2 separate regions of the Homo sapiens genome follow, and region 2 is linked to region 1. A link is an interaction called in ENCODE POLR2A ChIA-PET data of the cell type or tissue named here. Cell type or tissue: OCI-LY7. All regions are shown on one strand. Each heading gives the region's core, and the rest is flanking DNA. Links, peaks and the distances in the headings are about the cores only. Region 1 overlaps DTNB (dystrobrevin beta). Region 2 overlaps DTNB (dystrobrevin beta).

The links. Peaks named below come from ENCODE experiments on the same cell type or tissue, not always from the same donor. Only the 100,000 strongest peaks of a DNase experiment are listed, where the experiment ranks them.
Region 2: POLR2A ChIA-PET joins it to region 1 with 7 read pairs; 4 of 35 experiments call an interaction of 5 or more read pairs at or near these places.

The regions. Positions count from the first base shown.
Region 1 is chr2:25,556,740-25,559,655 of GRCh38, reverse strand. The region is part of intron 8 of DTNB (dystrobrevin beta); the gene reads left to right. Among named protein-coding and RNA genes, the nearest start is that of DTNB, 120 kb to the left of the region's middle. RefSeq lists an enhancer at 789-1,484. In OCI-LY7, for the core only: a CTCF peak has its summit at 1,281; DNase peaks (open chromatin) are centred at 1,185 and 1,785; H3K4me3 peaks cover 1,241 bases; H3K27ac peaks cover 1,371 bases.
Region 2 is chr2:25,445,142-25,448,057 of GRCh38, reverse strand. All of the region lies in intron 12 of DTNB (dystrobrevin beta), which reads left to right. Among named protein-coding and RNA genes, the nearest start is that of DTNB-AS1, 26 kb to the right of the region's middle. In OCI-LY7, for the core only: no CTCF peak of the experiment used is centred there; no DNase peak of the experiment used is centred there.

The sequences.
Region 1 (2,916 bases), core at 186-2,685:
AGGATGTGGACATATCTTTTGGGGGGCCGTCATTCATCCCACTACGATCAGTGCATTGGAAAGATCAACTGTAAATGTTGAAATCAACAAGAATTATGACAGTAGTAATGTTGGACTCCGCGAAGGAGGGACAACTTGGGTTTTGGTCTGATTATACGACATTCAAAATCGGAGTTTTAAGGAAAAGGGAAAATGATCTGAGAGTGGCAGTGTGGTTCTAGGAGGACTTCTCCTCCACCTGGAGGTCTAGTTGTTTGAGGGGTGTGAGAAAGAAAGCAGCTGCCACTTGAAATGGCTGCAGGGAAGCTGAGCCTTCAGGGAATGCCAGGTTTCCTCCTAGAGCCGTAGGTGAAAGCAACATTCAGAGAAGAGGTTGATGCGTAAGCCTCGGACAGAGGAGGGATTTTGCCGATGCTGGACTATGAAGACAAGGAGAAGGGTTTTGAGAGTTGAGGATTGGGGTCGCGTGAGGGGATGTACTGAGCCTCACAGGAATAAAAACCAGGTGAGAGTCTTGGATTTCTTATTTTTAAAAAGTATAACCTGATATAAAGGTCGTGCTGGAATTAACCCCAGATAGGCAGATCATGGCACTGTGGCAATGTGTTAGTTGAGAGGGTGTTGGTTGCCAGGAACATGCAGGGCTCTGGGTTCATCTTTTTACTCTTGTTGATGGTGTTATGGAGGCCTGGGGAGAAGTGCTCTGAAACTCTCCCATTCGACAGCTGACTTAGAGCTAAAGTGACTGCTTCGTTGACCAGAGGCCTCCCTTTGAAATTCTGGACTTTCTAGAGCCCCCCAAGGGTTAGGGGGAATAGTCTGGGATATCCTGATAACCTTTATCCGCATTTTCAGTAGGTTGCTTGGGATGTTTTAGATATTGCTCCTTTCAATCATCTGAACGTTGCCCAATTCTACTGTGTTGTTTGCATGCACGATTTATTCATAAAACCACTTACAGCTGCAAAAATGCTAAGTTTAAAACGAGAACATTCAAAATGGACCCAGCTGTTTAAAAAGATGGATGCGATCAAATAAAGAATTGGTGTGTAGTTTATGAAACAATAAGGCATTTTTTCAACTGTAGCCTGATTATTCTTAGAGCGATGACAAGGAGGTTTTTCCATTACAAAGAAGTGTATGACTTAGCTTAAACCAAGCAGTTCTTCAAATGAGCAATTTCCTGTGGCAGTCATCACTTAGCCACAGCCCTTTTGTCAACTTTAGATCTTTTTTTTGTTCTTGCAGATGGCCACCAGAGCTGCACTGGAGAGTGCATCTTCTGCTTCCATGTGTGGGAAGATCACTGTGTTCTCTGTGACCCAGTAGTGTGAATTGCTTATCTGTTTCTGCATTAACTCAAATTTATCAGTGATTATTGCCTGAATACCTCATGCTTTCTGAGATCTACAGGTACAGATTTAGGGTTGAACTCTTTCTCTAAATAAATTTAATCCATGTGTGTTATATGTTGTATATCTTCATTTAGTGACTACGAAATGTCTAGCTATGAAATGTGCATGTTAATTACTCATTAAGCCTTTGGATCGCCTTTGATGAGCCAGATCCTGTGCTCCCCGGCATTCTCTTGCACACCTTCTTTCTGAATGTTTTCTCACAGTTCCGGCTTTTACATGCCCCTCACTCCACCCCAGACGCTAATAAATTTCTGCAGTTCTTAGTTCCAGCTCGTTCTTCTTGTTTAGGTTAAGACTCCTACATTCAGAGATCTCATGGACATTTCTGTCTTGAAGTCTCACTGGTTCTTCTGTCAATATGTGGTTCTAATAATTTTTCAGTTCCTTTTCTTGGACTTCCAAGTAGATAATTACATCATCTGTAGGAAGCAGCAACTGAATCACTTTCTGATAGTTTTACCCCTGTCTCAATTTTTTACCTCTTTGTGTTAGTAAGAACTTCTAATTTGTGGGGAAGCAGTGCTTCCCAGAATTCCCTGGAAAGAATCACCTGGGCTGTTTGTTAAATATACAAAGTCCCAGGCCTTCACCCTTGGGAATATTAGTAGGTCTGGGTTGAGGCTGAGGAATCTGCTTTGTTTTATTTTTTAAACAAAGGCCCTGGACATTTTTTATCTTGAGAAAACTTTGGAAAACACTGTTTTAGAGCAGTGCTAAATAATAGTTGTGATAGTCTTTTGTTGCTGCTTTTAGTGTGTCTGTACCATGTGTGATGTCAGTGGACTGCTGGCTCTCCTCCTATTTTGACCTGTGGTAGCACTTGTGACAGCTTTGGAACTGTGATGTGTCCGGTGTAGCGATACAATGGGCTGTCTAAACAGGGCAGCGAGCTTTCTGTCCTGGTATTCATTCAGTGACATCTCAGTTCCAGGCCCTGGAGAGTGCCACCATACACAGAAGCACATGGGAAGACCTCTTAGTCTTCCAACTCTCATACTCCCTCTAACTCCAGTCTGCCTTTCTTGGGATCCTGGCTGCCTGTGGATCTACTTCCATAGTATTTGTGTGCTCTGCTTTTTTTGGTTTTAGCTGACTAGAACTTTTGTTTACCTAAACCTGAAATATTGGTCACACTCCTTCCTACTTCAGTTCTGCCATGGAACCCATTACTGCATTTGAGTGCCAGAGAACTGTCTGCTGTCTGTATTCGAGAAGCAACTTCTAATACAAAGATGACTTATAACACATGAAAGTTTTTTCTTACAGAGTAATGTTTTGAAAGCTTTTACAGTTATGTCTTTGGTCTGAGACTCTTATTTATGTCTTCCACTCACAGGCAGCACTATGACAGTGTTAAACTATTTGCAGTTGCCTAATACACTATATTTTCTTAGTTTTATGTTTTTGAATCTGCGATTCTAGTTTCCTTTATCTCCTCTTCTCCCCATCCTCCCAGCTTTCCCTTACCAACCTCTGTATATCCTTTAATTAGCTCAGG
Region 2 (2,916 bases), core at 106-2,605, 110 kb after region 1:
AAAATAAGTAGAAGAGAATTCAATTTCCTAGGAATTGAAAAGTAACTGAAAACCAAAGCAGGCCAAGAGCTACTGTTGCTGTCACTACTACTGCCACCCCTGCCCTGTGCTTGAATGTCAATTGTCAGGAATTTGTGTGGCAAAACCTCGGTTACGTGCAAAGTGAAGAGTTGGAAATGAGGTTCTCACATTAAGGTAGGCCCTTGAAGCATTATACCCTTGGTGAATATGTTGTATAAAAGATAACTAGGCCGGGCATGGTGGCTCACTCCTGTAATCCCAGGACTTTGGGAGGCCGAGGTGGGTGGATCACCTGAGGTAAGGAGTTCAAGACCAGCCTGGGCAACATGGTGAAACCCCGTCTCTACTAAAAATACAAAAAAAAATTAGCCAGGTGTGGTGGCATACGCCTGTAATCCCAGCTTCTTGGGAAACTGAGGCAGGAGAATCACTTGAGCCCAGGAGGCAGAGGTTGCAGTGAGCTGAGATCGCACCACTGTACTCCAGCCTGGGCAACAGAGCAAGACTCTTGTCTCAAAAAAAAAAAAAAAAAAAAAAGATAACTAGCTGCCAGCACACAGAAAAAGAAAGCTTATAGGTCTCCTGTTGCAGTGGAAGAAGTCGTCTCCTCTGGAAATTCAAAACCTTAGGCCTGTCTATACTTACTTTGGGTACATTTACATTACGTTATAGTTTGAGAATCACCAAGGTGAAATTTTAACATTAAAACTAACCCCAAGGCACCTGGTAGAAGCAGCACAGTATAAATTTCTGCTTACATTCTCAATTGAGACCTAACAGTGCTCCCACTGAAAGAGTCCAACTAAACTTGAACCCCTGTGCTGACTTTGCAAAATGAGACCCTCAATGGCTTTAGATATTAGAGTTATTGGCTATAAAATAGCTATGTTTAAGATTTCTAAAGACCTAAAAGAAGGAATTAAAAACCTGACAAAATACTGTCTTAAAAGAACAAAGTTGAAAACAAATCACATAGAAATTACAGATTTTTAAAACAAAAGTTATTGAAATTTAAAACTTGGTGGATGGGTTAAATGTCAGATTAGACACATGAATAGAGAATTAGTGAACTAGAAAATATATTTAAGAAAATTTTCCAAAACACAACACAGAAAGATGAAAAATCTGAAACAAGGTCTTCAGATATGGGAGATAGAGAACCAACAGTCATGTAACTGGAATTCCAAAAAAGAAAATAGAATTAGGGTTAAAAAATGTTTGAAGAATTAATGGCTAAGTTTCCAAAATGTGTTCAAGACATTCATTCTCAGATGAATATATCGCAATGAGTCCCCAGATACATAAATAAAAATAATTCTACAACTAGACATATCATAGTGAAACTACAGAATACAAAGATAGAATCCTCAGAAAGCAAACACATAAGACGTTACTTTATCTACAAGGGATTCACTACTAGATTTCTCCCCAGAAACAATACAACAATTTATAAAGGAAAAAAAAAATCCCTTTAAAAACAAAGCCAGATACAGTGGCTCACACCTGTAATCCCAGCACTTTGGGAGGCCAAGGTGGGCAGATTGCTTGAGCCCAGGAGTTCAAGACCAGTCTCAGCAACATAGTGAGACCTCGTCTCTACTAAAAGATGAAAAGTTAGAAAAAAAAAACAAAAATAGCCAGGTGTGGTGGCATGTGCCTGTAGTCACAGCTGCTTGGGAGGCTGACGTGGGAGAATTGCTTGAGCCCAGAAGTTCAAGGTTGCAGTGAACTGTGATCATGCCACTACACTCCAGGCTGGGCAACACAGCAAGACCCTGTCTCAAAAATTAAATAAAACAGTCGATTACATCCAATGTTACCAGTGTTTGTGAAAAAACCTTAAGAATTTTCCTTATAAAAACAGACGGTTGAATAGTATACCAAAAGGAACTAGATGAACTGTCAAAAGGAGAAATAAAGACCCTTTCTCACAAGGACAGAGAGGTCACAGTAAGATTCATCCTAAAAGAGTAATACTAATAGCTAGTATTTATTGAATATTTACTTTGTGCCAGTCATTATTCTAAGTGCTTTGCATGTATTAGCTAGTTTATTATTCAAAACGTTCTTGTTGAGGAAACTAAGCTTCAGAGAGATTAAAAAAAAAAAAAAAAAACTACCCAGGGTCACATGGTGTGCTAAGTGGCCAAGCTGGGACAGGGATACTGTCCTGTCTCCTAACTACTAAGATTTAACTACCGGAGGTTATAATTCGGGAGATAAGGAATTAAACCTAGATGCAAAGAGTGAGATGGAAGGAGGAATGAGCTGAAGCCAAAACAACAGAGTGTCCAAGCATTAACCAGGTAAAGAGAATGAAGTGTATGCCCAGCGGGGTATTTCAGCATATGTAAAGGCCCTGAGGCTGGAGGTCGCATGACCTGAAAGTTGACATTGTGGCTAGAATGCAGAGAACAATGCTGGAATGAAGTCAGACAGGCGGGCTCATGCAGGACCATATTAAACAAACCAGTACGTCCATTTTGGAAATGCGTACCAATTTATGTTTTATCTTCATAGGGAAATAGAGTTACGAAAGCTGCAAATGGGAATTCTTGCTTTGTTTCTCCCCCAAAAAGTAACTTATCCCTTTGAGTTTGTTTAGATTTCAAAATCCTTTCCTTGAAAATCTAATGTCAGCTCACGTATCTGACTCTAACATTACAACTCTAAAGGTTAGTTAGTGAAATGGAACAGAATAGAAGAAAAAGCCTGAGAAAGAAACAGAAAAGTGCTATTTGGTTAGTTAAACCTCAGACATGCCCTCAGTCAGTCACAACTGCTCTAGGTATTTTAGACATTAAAATGTATAAATAAACTTGTTGAGATGGGCCGTGCTATGGTTGGATTTTAAAAATTAAGTATATTTTATGCCGTTATATAGTCTTACTGAGT